2 separate regions of the Mus musculus genome follow, and region 2 is linked to region 1. Evidence: chromatin contacts called from ENCODE Hi-C or POLR2A ChIA-PET data. All regions are on one chromosome and are shown on one strand. Each heading gives the region's core, a stretch centred on a gene start or an enhancer-like site at or near the end of the contact. The rest is flanking DNA. Distances are from core to core; before and after follow the strand shown. Region 1 holds the start of Nup188 (nucleoporin 188). Region 2 holds the start of Sh3glb2 (SH3-domain GRB2-like endophilin B2).

Region 1 (6,793 bases), core at 2,613-5,112:
GCTCAGGTCACACAAATACCCAGTCCCCTCCAGGCCTGAGTGTCTAACCTCCAACCTCTTTCTCCTCTTTAGGAAAGGAGAAAGAACCCTGGAGCTAGGAATCCAGGCTCTGGTCTTTCTGGGTCTGGATCTCAGGCCAGGGCCTTCCTTTCTTAGGGCCTTGTCATACTGTTTAACAAAGTCAATGAAGGCCTGCCGGTCACCTCCCTCTCTCCCTCCTTTCTTACTGACTTAGGAGACCTAGCACAGATCTGTGTCCCCATTTGTTGGTCAACCACTTCTATAGCCCAGGTCTAGCCCTCTACCAACTGTAAAGCCCAGCAGAGTGTTTTACAGGGAGCTGATGGGCAACTTTCTCCTACATTGGGCCACCTCCTTTCAAACAGAGAGGGGAGCCTGTGAAGATAGGGCTTGTTACTTTCCTGCTGTTATCTTCTCAGGATGGCAACTGTTCATTTGTCTAGTCAATGTCTACCAAGTTCTTGCCCCGGGCCAGGCTCTGTGTGAACCCTGGGAGATGTGGAGACTCAGGCATGGGACTAGACAGCTTGCACCCACACCTACATGGAACTGTTACAAATTCTCCAGAAAGTCCCCAGCCTTTATGGATCTGTACTCTGCACCAGAAGAGATTAATACAGGTTTGGACAGGTCTGGATTGTGAGGATTGTTGGGTTCATCCTAACTATTTTTGACTCCTCTCTGGGTAGCAGAGGCAGGGTGGGGCCAGCTTTCTTCAGCCTTTCTATGGACACAAGCTGACCTATGGCCTCCCTTCTGTTCTTCCTAGGCAAAGCAGGCAACACTTGGTGCATTCAGTTCTTTCCCTCTTGGGCTTTTCCTCTGAGTGAGGCCACGAGAGGAAAGGTCACTCTGGCTTCCAAGTACGCTCAGCTATCTTCCTCCTATCTTGGCTAGCTTTTTGCTGAGACAAGATTACTCTTGGGTAATAATGACACTTTCTCATACTGACCCATCATGGGTGGGTCACAGTGTGAACACTTAAAATTATTATTATTATTAGCATATGTGGGTGTGACACCTGTGGAGGTGTGCATGAGCCGATATGCCCATGTGGATGTTGAAAGACCAAGCCTGTAGTCTCAGGTCTCTCCTTTCACCTTTGTGTGAGTTCTAGGTACTGATCTCAGGTCCTCAGCCTTGTTTTGCAAGTACTTTTACCCACTGAGCCATCTCACTGACACCCAGGCTGAATACTTTAGACACTTTACACATTTCCTCTCAATAGACTTCCAGTATCCAGTCAGGCTGACATTATTCTCATCTTACAGATAGAACAATTGAGGCTTAGACTCTTTTTTGAGACAGGGTTTCTCTGTGTAGCCCTGGCTATCCTGGAACTCACTCTGTAGACCAGGCTGTCCTCAAACTCAGAAATCTTCCTGCCTCTGCCTCCCAAGTGCTGGGATTAAAGGCGTGCACCACCACTGCCAGATGAGGCTTAGACTTTCTTAAGGCCACACAGTTAATCTGTATGGCCAAGGATTCTAACCAGATTTGTCTGACATGAACACCTAAGCATTATGCTTTCTGTTGATGCCTGCAGGGTGTACTCTAGCCATGCTCTACCCAGATTTTAAAATGGGGGCTCTGCAGCATATTCAAGTTCCTTGAATTGGTGTATGCCTTTAAGCCTTTTTTTTTTTTTTTTTTTGTATTTTAAATATCAGCAAAAATAAAACCAGGAGAGCTTTGCTTCTTTATTTTAAGTCTGAAACAACTTTCTGGCTTCATCTTCCTGGATGAAGCAAAATCTGCTTTCCATCTCTTGATTCTTGGTGTCCAGGTGGCTAGCTGCTGTGGGGACCATTCATTCTATTTCCCTGTTTCCCCATCACAGCTGCTACTGGTACTAGGCCATCAGCAATATCAGTAGGTAGAGAGGCAACAGGAGATTGTCTATCTGAGTAGTGTACGCTTCCAGAAGGGATACAGTGCTGATGGACCCCAAAATCCAGGCATAACTGTAGTTCAGGTCTACTCCACTGTCAAAGATTAAGATTAGAGCTACAGAGATGATTTGTGCAAATATAGATGTCATAGTCCCCTCGAAGGTTTTCTTAGTTCCAGGCCAGCGGATCTCTCCCATGGTGCTGCCAAATATGGAGGCCACAGTATCACCCACACCCACAGCCAAGACCCCAGCATAGGGGACCAGGGCTCTTGCTCCTTCCAGGCTGTCCTTCTGTGTACAGGGTCTGGGGATCAGCCAAATAGGAAGAGACATGCCCAGAAGCAGGTAGATGTGTGTTAGGATAAGGGGTCCACTGTCTCGTTCATCCAGGAAGAGGGACAGAAGGCTTCGCAGAGTGTGACCCAAGGGCTTTATTCGGAAATAGCGCACATACTCCAGGAAGATGAAGACTGCCAGGCACACAGTGGCGGCCACATACAGCAGTGGCCGGTCAAAGATGATGCCCGGGATATAAGTGGCTACCACAATGAAGTGGAAATACTTTCTTGTAATGGTAGGCGCCCTGTGCTTCTTGGACTCAGAAGACGACCGCTTAGCATTCTGGTACAGCACCACCAGGCAGGCCACAGAGGCCAGCAAAGACCAATAGGCAAGGAGGTAGATGCGAGTTTCAGTGTAGAAGAGGAACTGAAGAAGCCAAAGCAGGGGGTTCCTACGAATGAGCCAGTGCAGCCAGGGCAGAACCACACCAAGGCCCAGCACACAGGTCATGAGGTGGAAGAAGATGGAAGAGGCCCAGGTGCCTGAATCCATGAAGACAAAGAGGGTGCTGAAAAAGACACCCATGAGCACCATCCCTACCACCACCACCAACAGGAAGAAGTCCACTGGGTCCCCCTGGCTTTCAGTCAGAGAGCGCTTGATGAGTTGGTTAAGGACGAAGCTAATGCCACCCAATACCAGCAGTGCCTCCCCAGGAGTGAAGCATCGGGGCAGCAGGTACAGCAGGATCATGTTGAGATAAACAAATATTAGCAGGACTTCCAGGACCTCGATCACCTCGCCTACACTGAGCGAGTGCCTCATAATATAAATGATAACGCCTCCAGCCAAACCAGAGATGGCACAAGTATTGGTGGGCACCGGGCGAGTAATGCCCAGTGCCAACACGGAGGAGAAGAGGGCCACTGCCATGCCAGTAGCTGCAACCACAATGCCGAAGCGCTCGAAGTATGGGTTCCCTGCAGTCTGGCAGCGCTCCTTCATGACTAGCCCAAGCAAAGGCATGACCATGGAGGCCGGCAGTAAGCCGCTGTTCGCGGACATCCGGAACTGGAAAACGGCATTGCCCTGCTGGAGCAGCCGGTCCCACTTGTACTGGACGTAGAAGGCCTGCACCGCGAGGGCCACCGCGCACCAGGAGTATCGGTCCCACACTGCAGCGTGGATGCTCAACACCACGGCGAACACCACTGCAGCCTCCGCCAGCACCGACCCGCTCAGCGCAGCCCCAGACTCCTGGGGAGGGCACTGTCGGGTCATGTCTCTAGGTCTGGCGCTCTTGGGAGAAGAAGTTTGGTGACTAGGGACGCCTTGGCCTCTGGGGCCCTCAACCCGCCAAGCAGAGGGGCAGCAATTTCACCCAGCCAGCAACCTTCTCCAGCTTCCAAAAGGGTGTTCCACCACGGGCCACTCTGAGGCCTGGGAGCCGGCGCCCAGTCACCCGCCTCCGCTGTCAACCTACGGTGTAGCAGATGTTTGCCCTCTTCACCGCTCACAGTCTCCACCGCCTCCACCGCGGACTCCCCTCGCACCAGGGCAGCGCCATCTTGACAGCCCCATCTTGACCACGCCCACCATCACGTGGCGGAAGCCCACGCCCCCAGGCTGGAGGATCCCAGTCACGTGGGTACGGCGCATGGGGGCGGGGCTGGGCCGCGCGCGCGAAGATGGCGGCTGCCGCTGGTGGGCCGTGTGTGAGGTGCGGAGTGGGGCGCGGCAGGGGGTGGCCGTGAAGCGCGGGCTGGGAGCTGGGCGGGAGTTGGGACCGGGGCTCAGCCGCAGTGGCAGAGACGAGCCCCGGCTGGGTGGACGGACACTTGCCGGGGAGGCGGTTAGGTCCAAACCGTTCCCGCTCGCGGGGCTGAGGACACTTTTGGAGCGGGCCTGCCGCTCTCCCTTCTCTCTCCGTGGTCCCTGAGCCTCCGGTAGTCCCCATACACCCACGCTTGCTCCACCACGTTGCCTGTAGGCACTGCGGGACATTTCGGGGTCGCCTGGAAGACCCACCCCACTGCGATCCCTTCCTTGCTGTCCCTGCGCCCTGCTCCCCCTCGGGTGTGCCTTGCCCACGCCGCGATTTCTTCCCGCGGGCATCCTTAGTTCCCGCCTTCTTTTATTTTTGGCTAATGCCGATATTGATGCAATCAGCAGGCATGCCTTCATCTTCCATGCGATTCCGGGTTTTGTGCCAGGCTTCGGACACAAGATGAATTACCCCGAAACAAATATACAGTTCTCACTTAAAAGAGTGCTTTTGTTTGTTTGTTTGTTTGTTTGTTTCTTTTTTGAGGTAAGGTCTCTTGCCTCTCGGGCAGGCCTTGAACTCCTTGTTGTCTTGCCTTTGCCTTCTTGGTGCGGAAATTACAGACATGAATTTCGAGCCCTGCTTGCCTTTAAAGAGCGCTTACTAGCGCCAGACCCTGGGAAAGTGCCGTGCAGGCCTTACCTCATTCATTTCTCACGACTAGGAGAGGCGCCTCCTGTTCCACAGGACTCAGAAGTCCAGTTCATACATAGGCAGTCCCCCCTTGTCAGCCCTCGAGATAATCCCCGTGAGCCTTCAGATGGAAGGCTCTAAAGCCTTAACCAGACCTCTGTATGTATCCACATTATAGATCAGAAAGGGTCTTCACTGCCCTTCCTCCCCTTAAATGTAAACATTCCCTGTCAGTCACCTGGAATTGACTCTGCCAGTTTTATTTGGTCTTGTTTCCTGTGGAAACCTGAAACGCCCAGACAGACATGTAATTATCACACACATTGCTGATCTTTCTCTCCATTAGCCTCTTCACCTTCCAGGGGTAACATTTTCTTTGGAGTTTCCTGTGGATAAAGTGTGGTCCTTGCAAGGGCCGGTTTGTTTCATGCCAGACCTTGTATCCACAGCTATGGATAAATACTTGTATGAAAACTGTAAAAAAATGAATTTTTTCAAAAGGAAAGGAAAGTTTTGGCTTGCCAGCAGGCTTTGAGCTTTCTGTGGAACTTAGCAAACCCATCGTTGAGGGAGGACTTTAACTGACTCTAGGGTTTTCATTTTACTTTTGTTTTGAGGTCCTAGGGGTCAAACCCAGGGCCTCAGGAATGCTAGGCAAGCCCTCTAGTATTGAGTCACAACCTGTGGCCCGGGCGCCTAGCAGTAGGGTTCTAGGTGCTGCCTTGCTCTGTCAGGACAGTGCCTTTTAGTGCTGAAAAGCATGCTTCTTAGCAGTTGGGAGTAGAGGGCTGTATTTGAAAAGCTTGAGACCTGGGGCAAGAAACCGTCCATCCTGGTTTTTGTACCTAGTGCTTTTTTGTGGTTAGTCTTAGAAGTCACCTGACCATTTTGAGCTCCTACTTTTCCAAATGGGAATCCTTTTCATCTTTGTGCACAGGTGAACAGGTAGACAGTGGCAGCGTTAGTTTCTGTGTAGACTATAACTGCCTCTCAGACAGACTGTAGTCATGAGAATAACTCAGGTAGCTCAGGGTTATTTTCCATCCAAAAGTCTTTCAAATGTTTTTTCTTGAACATTTTATTTATTGTTTCCATGTCTATGAGTATTTTTCCTGTCTGTCTGTCTGTCTGTGTATCACCTTTGTGTAGTGCCCTGGATCTGAGTTACAGAAGGTTGTAAGTTACCTTGTGGTGCTGGAAATTGAACCTGGATTCTCTTTGCGAGCAGCCAAGTGTAGCCCCTCCCGCCCCAAAGTTTCACCCAGATGGATGTCTCTAAGGGGGGGATGTTCAGTGTCCAATATGCTTTACTTATTTTTAAATTTTATTTTATTTATGTATGTGCGTGTGCGTCAGCAAGAATTTATGTGCACCAGGTGTGCTTGTGGCCACAGAGGCCAGAAGAAGGTGTTGATTTTCTAGAACTGGAGTTACAGGCAGTTGTGAGCTGCTAAATGTGGGTGCTGGGAACCAAACTCTGGTCCTCTTTTTTTTTTTTTTTTTTTTTTTTTTTTTTTTGGTTTTTCGAGACAGGGTTTCTCTGTGTAGCCCTGGCTGTCCTGGAACTCACTCTATAGACCAGGCTGGCCTGAAACTCAGAAATCCACCTGCCTCTGCCTCCCGAGTGCTGGGATTAAAGGTGTGCACCACCACTGCCTGGCTTCTGGTCCTATTTAATAGCACTCATCTCCCCCGCGCCCGCCTGCCTTTCTTTCTTTCTTTCTTTCTTTCTTTCTTTCTTTCTTTCTTTCTTTCTTTCTTTCTTTCTGCCATGGTGTGTGTGTGTGTCAGAGAATAGCCCCCAAAATTCTGTTCTCTCCTTCCATAGTTTCTGGTTTTTCAAGATTCAAGACAGGGTTTCTGTGGGTAGCGTTGGCTATCTTGGACCTCACTCTGTAGACTGAGCTGGCCTTGAACTCACTGAGATCTGCCTGCCTCTGCCTCACAAGTGCTGGGGTTAACTGTGTGCACCACCACCTCACAGCCTCTCCTTTCATCTTAGTGTGGGTTCAAGGGTTGAGTTCAGGTCTCCAGGCTTGAGTAGGATTAGCAAGTATTTGTGTCCACTGAGCCAAAGCTGGCCCTTTGCCTCTTAGAAATAAAATAAAGTTCTATATTGTTTCCTAGAACTTTAGATT
Region 2 (6,793 bases), core at 2,472-4,971, 73 kb after region 1:
ACCAGGGAGGCAACTTGGTAGCAAGTCCTTAGGGAACAGATGGGGCACAGAGCAAGGGTCTCCATGGGAAAGAGGGGCTAGGACAGAGAACAGAAAGAATCTAGGTTCTAGCTTACAGAGACCCTATTCATGCCTCAGTTCTGTTCACTGAACTCTATGACACTGAGAGAGGGCTTTGCCTCTCTGTGCCTCAGCTTCTCCTTTAAAACAGATAGTAAAAATGCTTCTCATAGGCTACAGAGGGGAAGACAGAAGAGATGTGGGTTAGACACGAGGGGGCTGGCAACTGAGCTTGTGCCCAGCGTGAATACACACACTGCTGATGGGCAGTGTGTCTAGGGAGGGAGTGTGGGGAGGGAGCTAAGCCAAATGTTTGGCTTCTGGGTGTGGCAAACAGAGAACAATGCCAGCCCACCAGAGCCAGCAGCTGAGTGTACCCAGAATCTGGCAGGTCACACGGGTCCCCCATCAGAGCTGGCTGGAGCCATGTGGGCCACCTAGGAATAATGGGAAACTGGTCCAAGTCCTGGCCATCTAATGTCGAAAAGCCCAGGAACAGATATCCCCCAAGCAAAGGCTTTTTCCAGCCAGGTGACCAGGCTTGCCCCAGGTCATTGGCCAGCAGCAAAAGGTGAAATCTGCTCCAGGTGTAAGATAAGGAGCACACTGTACAGCCTGGGGCACAGAGTCTCTGCAGTATTGGAAGCAAGCAGGGTCAAGCTTCCCATTACACAGATATGACCACTGAGGCCAAGCAAAGGGCTATGCTGGAGTCAGGGTTTAGGGGGCAGGAGGCTCTGCAGAGCCACTGCCTGGGATGAATCATACAGAGGCCGGCCAAGGAGCCACCAGGTCTCTCAGTAGCTATCAATTATGCAGCAGGCCCTGGGCTTCTCCCCGCTTTAAGCCTCCCTCCTCCCTCTAACCCTCCCTCCTCCCTCAGCTCCCTGTGCAGCTCAGCCTCTCCCTGTCTTCACAGTCCCTTCCTGTCCGTCCCTTCGTGTGGTCCTAACTCTCCAAGGACCCAAATCCTAGCAGGTCCCAGCCCTCCCAGAGCACCCAGCCCTCTGAGGCTGTGATGAGTCCCACTTTCCAGCTGAGGAAAAGGACCAGAGAGGCGGCAGCAGCTCCCTGGGCCTCAGTTTCTCCCTGGAAAGCAGCTAAAACCCACCTCACAGAACAGCCAGCCAGCGTAGAGCATGGGTTTAACAGTTTTCGTTTTGGAAATTCTGGGAATGGAACCTGGAGCCTCAAATGTCCTGGAGTAGAAGACTCCTGCTGAGCCACACCCAGCCCAGGGGTAGTGTTAGCCAGTGTCATCACTTATAAAGTCTCCCCGTGGTGTCATGGAGTGGGGGGGGGAGGGGGGGCGGAAGCTGCCAAACATACAGGTTCACATGTTTACTGGGTTTTCCTGAGCCCTGGGCATCCACTTTGACCCACTGCTTCCTGCTCGACTTGGGTGAGGGTGAAGCCCTGGCGATGGTACCTGTCACTGCTAAGCTCCTCAGCAGGGTGGCGCCCATACCCACCCACAAGCATAGCATTCCTACTACTCTGGCGTGCTGTGTGGCCTCCCTGCCCTGATGAGGCCACTCTGCCCCTGGCGCCTGCTTCACAGTCTTTGGCTGTTTCGGACACAACTCTGGGGCCCTCTATGAGGGACGCCACCCTGAAAAAAAATCACTCTTGGAGAAGGGATCTTGTCCTTAGGTTTCAAGTTGGGGAGGCCTTGCTCCCTTTGGGATGCAGGTGAGATGAGTCTCTCAAAATTATCACTGGTCCACACAGGGAATGTGTGCTTGTGTGTCCTGGTGCCTGGCACAGGGACACTGACCCATCGGAGCTGTTACACCTTAGTAATAAAGAACACCTCCATCTTCCTGATGCCTCCCTCCCATGGTAGACGCGTCTCTAGGTCACACTACAGGTGCCTGCCGCCTCTGCTACCTAGTGCCTTGTCTTCAAAGGGGAAGGGGATGGTGCCTGAAACAGTCCAAGGCAGTTACCAGCAAAATGGCATCAGCAGGAGGGTGGGTGTGTGGAGCACAGAAAGTCTCTATTTATAACACTCCCAGCTCCCTCCTCCACCCCAGCCTGGGCCTGGGCCCTGGCTGCAGCTCCAGTGTGACCTGTGTGCCTGCCCCTATCAGGCAGAGTGAGGCCTGGAAGCTGTATGCCACCACTACCTCCGAGTCCTCTCTGTGGGCCTGGCCAGGTCAGATGGCAAGACCCAGCAGTGACAGGAAAGCTGCAGATCAGGTTCTTCCCAGATGTGTGAGATAGTGTGGTTGCCATGCCAACCCTGGGACAGGCTTTCCCCCTCATGCAAGAGACAGAGGAGGCTCAGAGGCCCTCGTATTCTCTCTAGTGCTGGGGTTGCCCACCAAGCTTGGACAGGGAGTGGCAATCCGCACTGGGACACTCAGCCTCAGGGGAGACCTGTGCTTTCTAGTAAACACGACCACATGGGCCTCTGAGGGGGAGAGGAGGAGGCTGCGCCTAGCAGGTCAACAAGGGCAGCATACAGAACTTATTCCTGGGGTACTGAGATGGGTTAGACCAGGGGTACAGAAACCTCAGGAACCCCACCCCCGGCCTTGGAGCAGACAGGGCCTCCCAGCTGAGCCTCATACCTGCTTTACAGAAGGCAGAGTGAGGCTCAGATGGCTTGTCCAAGGTCACTGCAGGATGCACAGGTGCACTTAGCCTCAGCAACTGCACTTGCAGCCAACCCAGGAAAGAGGGCCACTCACCCCATTTCTCAGAGCGAGAAACAGAGGCCCTGAAGTAAAGCTCTCCTGTCCCCCAAGGTCATGAGGAGCATTACCATCCATATCCTGACTCCAGCCTTTTGCTGAGACATGAATTCGCCTCAGTTTCTCTTTCTTCTACCAAATGTTTAGGACTTGTTCCAATATCAGCATTACCGGCCTGGACAGAACCCAAAGAGCCTGCCAGATCCTAGCCTTCTGACATCCTTTAGGCCTGGGAAGTAAAAGGAAACAAGCCTCCCGCAGAGCAGAAAGGAAATAACTCCTGGCTTCCGGCCTGACTCCCCAAGCGTGTGAAAGGGACTGGATGCAACCATTAGCACCAACCTGCCCATTGCACGGGTATGGAGACTGAGGCTCGCAAAAGAGATTGGGGTATTTTTGTGTGGCCCTCAACCTGCCAGCCTGGCCTGGGGCGGGGGAGGGGAGGAAGGCAGACTAGTGCAGAGAGGCCTGAACCACCCAGTGGGCATCCACCTCCCGGGCTGTGCAGGCACCAGGGCAGTGGGCAAACTTGTCAGTGTAAACGGGCACTGCCAGGCGCCCAGGCACCGGAGCCCAGGCCCCCATGGGTTCCGGGCCATAGTGGGGTGCAGCTGACCTCGCTGGGAGCTCCCCTGAGCAGCTCGGGGACAAGAGAACAGGGGCCCTAGCTGTACCCAGAGCGCACAGCCGCTGCTGCAGGAAAGGGGCTCCTGCTGCAGAGAGCCTGCCCGCCCGCCCGGGGCGCGCTCCACATCCGGGCCCCATGAGCGGCGTCGTGCCAGGCCTCACCTGCACCGCCCGAGTGAAGAAGATGCCCGCGTCCGACGCCAGCTTCTTCATGTTGAAGTCCATGGCGCGCCCGTACGCAGGGCCGCCACGCCGGCCCCAGAGCAGCCGGCAGCCCCCCGCCCCGCCTCACGCACCCCGCCGCACCCCGCCCACCTGCTGCCTGCGCCCGCCCTCTGCGCGCGCGCGTCCGCGGCCGAGCCGAGCCGAGCGCGGGGCGGGGCCAGGCGCGCGGGGCGGGGCTTTGGGGAGCGCTGCTGCCCCTGCCGGCCGCGGGCCCCACCAGCGGGCTGTTCGCTCTAATCAACGTTTTACTAAACCGGTTTCCGTGCACCCTGGAGGTCTCTGCGGATGCACTGTAACACTATACTATTGATTATTTTGGTAATTCATTATGCAAATTTTAGTTTTTTTTTTTTAAATAGTTGGGAATATATTCGTTTAAAACAGGGTCTCTCCAGGCCCCTCCTGGCCTAGAACGCCAAATGTAGACCAGGCTGGCATCCAATTCACAGAAACTTCTGCTGGGATTAAAAGTGTGCACCACATCTACCCGTTTTTGTTTTTGTTTGCTTTCCTGTTTTCATTTTTTCCCCCTCTGTGTGTGGCTGTATATTTGTGTTTGTGTCTGTGTGTTCGCTTGCGTGTGCATGAGCACAGGGTGTCGCCGTGACCATGACATTGCAGGGATACTCGCATCACACTGGCCATGGGAGCCCGCGGCCCATGCTTCTGGAATTTACATGACTTAATTTATTTAGGTTCTCAAGGCTGTACAGTTAAGTTCTTTAACCATGGAGCTGTCTTCCCAAACCTGTTTTTGCTTTTAAATGTTATTTTATGTTTTATTATGAGTGTGTGTTTGCGTGTGAGAGCACATGCATGTGAGACAGGGGACACAGAAAGCTGTAGCATGGATGTGGAGATCAGAGAACAACTTTCTAGAGTCCCCTCTTCTTCTTGTATATGAGTTCTGTAGTCCTGAAGATCAAACTCGGGGCAAGCTCCATGACTCGCTGAGCCATCTCTCCGGCCTCCTTTTATTTTGTTTGTTAATTTTTAAAATGTGTTTATGTGTAAGGGTGTTTTGCTTGCATGTACTATGGATTCTATGTGTGTAGTGCCCTCAGACACCGGAAGAAGGTGTTGGATCCCCTGGGACTGACATTACAGATGGCTGTGAGCCACCATCTGAGAGCTGGGAACAGAACCCAGGACCTCTGAAAGAGCAGCCAGTGCCCTTGACTGCTAAGCCATCTCTCCAGCCCCTCCCTCCTTTTCAGATTTATTTCTGTTTTTATTTGTGTGTATGTGAACACACACCACATGTTTACAGAGACCAGAGGAGGGGGTCAGATCTGGCAGAGCTGCAATTAAAGGCAGCTTTGAGAAGCCTCACACGGAGGCTGGGAACCAAATTCTGGTCCTGTGAAAGAACAGTGTGTGGGCTTGACCTCCGATGCACTTTTGCCTGCTTTGTTGTTGTTGTTTATTGGTTTGGGTTTTTTTGGTTTTGGGTTTGGTCTTTGCTGCAAGGTCTCTCTCCTGCAGCCCAGGCTGCTCTCAAACTTAATACACAGTTGAAGACGGGCACGGCTTCTCCATCTTCCTGTTGGAATCACAGGTGTCGCTTCCTAGCTGTAAATTATGTATGCAGCAGGCACAGGGCACAGAGTGACAACTGGGTGTGTGCCATTTCAGTGGAATAATGAAGGCAAGCTCATTTATCACGCCTGTCGACTTTTGACCCGTCACGAGAACATTCCCTGTCTACATCCTTAGCCGTTTTAAAACATGGGAAATCTGATTAGTCCTTGTCACCCCACCACTGTGCGATAGTGCTCTAATATCAGTCGTCTTCTCTGCCTGTCCCTTGTCCCCCTGTCCCCTGCCACTGTCTTTCCCTTTCCATCACTTTCCCTTTATTTGAACTTTGTCTCTGGTCCCTCTCTCAATTCCTCTCATCATCCTCTCTGGGACTCTGCTTCTAGACATTTACCTGTTTCTTCTGCCAAGGCCTGGTGATAGATAATGCAGGGCCACTAAACTAAGGACAGGCCCTATTGCTTCCTCATCTGGCTGAGAGAAGGATGGACAGGACAGAGAGCTCACAGGCAGGGAGAAGGCTCTCAAGCCAAGCATGAGCCTTCTTAGTTGGGAGGTTCGTAATGACTATTCCTGGTTGTCAACTTACTATATAGAGACTACCCTTACGTTCCGTGACTCTAGAGAACCCTGGCTAATACAAGGTCGAAGTTCGTGTTTCTGCCAGGTGGAGAAAATGGGCTGCTCTAGGACATGAGCATGGCCTGACCTTGAGTGCGGTCGCTCAGTCCCCGGAAGGCAGGAGGACGTCCTGCTTCTACTGCTTCCCCTGTGGCTCAGGGAAGAGGATTTGGTGCCTGACTCCATCTGTTCTTGCTCCTGCTTCAAAGATTCATCTTTTTTTTAAAAAGATTTATTTATTTTTATTATATAGAAGTACAGTGTAGCTGTCTTCAGACACTCCAGAGGAGGGAGTCAGATCTCATTACGGATGGTTGTGAGCCACCATGTGGTTGCTGGGATTTGAACTCAGAACCTTCGGAAGAGCAGTCAGTGCTCTTAACCGCTAAGCCATCTCTCCAGCCCCCAGCAAGCACTTTTAAACCACTGAGCTATCTCTCCAACCCTTCAAAATTTGTTTGTTTCTCTTCTCCTTCTCCTTCTCCTTCTCCTTCTCCTTCTTCTTCTTCCTCTTCCTCTTCCTCCTCTTCCTCCTTCTCCTCCTCTTCCTCTTCTTCTTCCTCCTCCTCCTCCTCCTCTTCTTCTTCCTCCCCCTCTTCTTCCTCCTCTTCCTCTTCAGTCAGGGTCTCACTATGTAGCCTTGGCTACTATACAGACTGGGCTGGCCTAGAACTCACTGAGATTCACATGCTCCTGCCTTCCCAGTCCTGGGATTAAAGGTGTACATCACCACACCTGTCAAAATCTCAGCTTTGGGCTGGAGAGATGGCTCAGTGGTCAAGAGTACTGACAGACTGCTCCTCTGAAAGGTCCTGAGTTCAACTCCCAGCAACCACATGGTGGCTCACAACCATCTGTAATGAGATCTGATGCCCTCTTCTGGTGTGTCTGAAGTCAGCTACAGTGTACTCGTATACATAAAATAACTAAATAATATTAAATAGGGCTGGAGAGATGGCTCAGTGGTTAAGAACACCGACTTCTCTTCCGAAGGTCCTGAGTTCAAACCCCAGCAACCACAT

The links. Hi-C counts contacts between places; a loop is a spot of excess contacts on that map. ChIA-PET counts read pairs that join two places held with the same protein, here RNA polymerase II (POLR2A).
Region 2: a loop to region 1 is called in a map of gastrocnemius, with 2.1 times the contacts of the local background. The contact joins the promoter of Sh3glb2 here to the promoter of Nup188 in region 1. A Hi-C loop is called at or near these places in 1 of 37 maps with a recorded cell type or tissue (gastrocnemius). POLR2A ChIA-PET finds 5 or more read pairs at or near these places in 3 of 5 experiments (Patski and embryonic stem cell).

The regions. Positions count from the first base shown.
Region 1 is chr2:30,282,554-30,289,346 of GRCm38, forward strand. Nup188 (nucleoporin 188) reads left to right here and starts at 3,863. Exons shown (of 44, transcript NM_198304.3): 1 at 3,863-3,917. The coding sequence starts at 3,886. Dolk (dolichol kinase) reads right to left here and starts at 3,801. Exons shown (of 1, transcript NM_177648.3): 1 at 1,676-3,801. The coding sequence starts at 3,478. The coding sequence ends at 1,874.
Region 2 is chr2:30,355,595-30,362,387 of GRCm38, forward strand. Sh3glb2 (SH3-domain GRB2-like endophilin B2) reads right to left here and starts at 3,722. Exons shown (of 12, transcript NM_001289709.1): 1 at 3,549-3,722. The coding sequence starts at 3,611.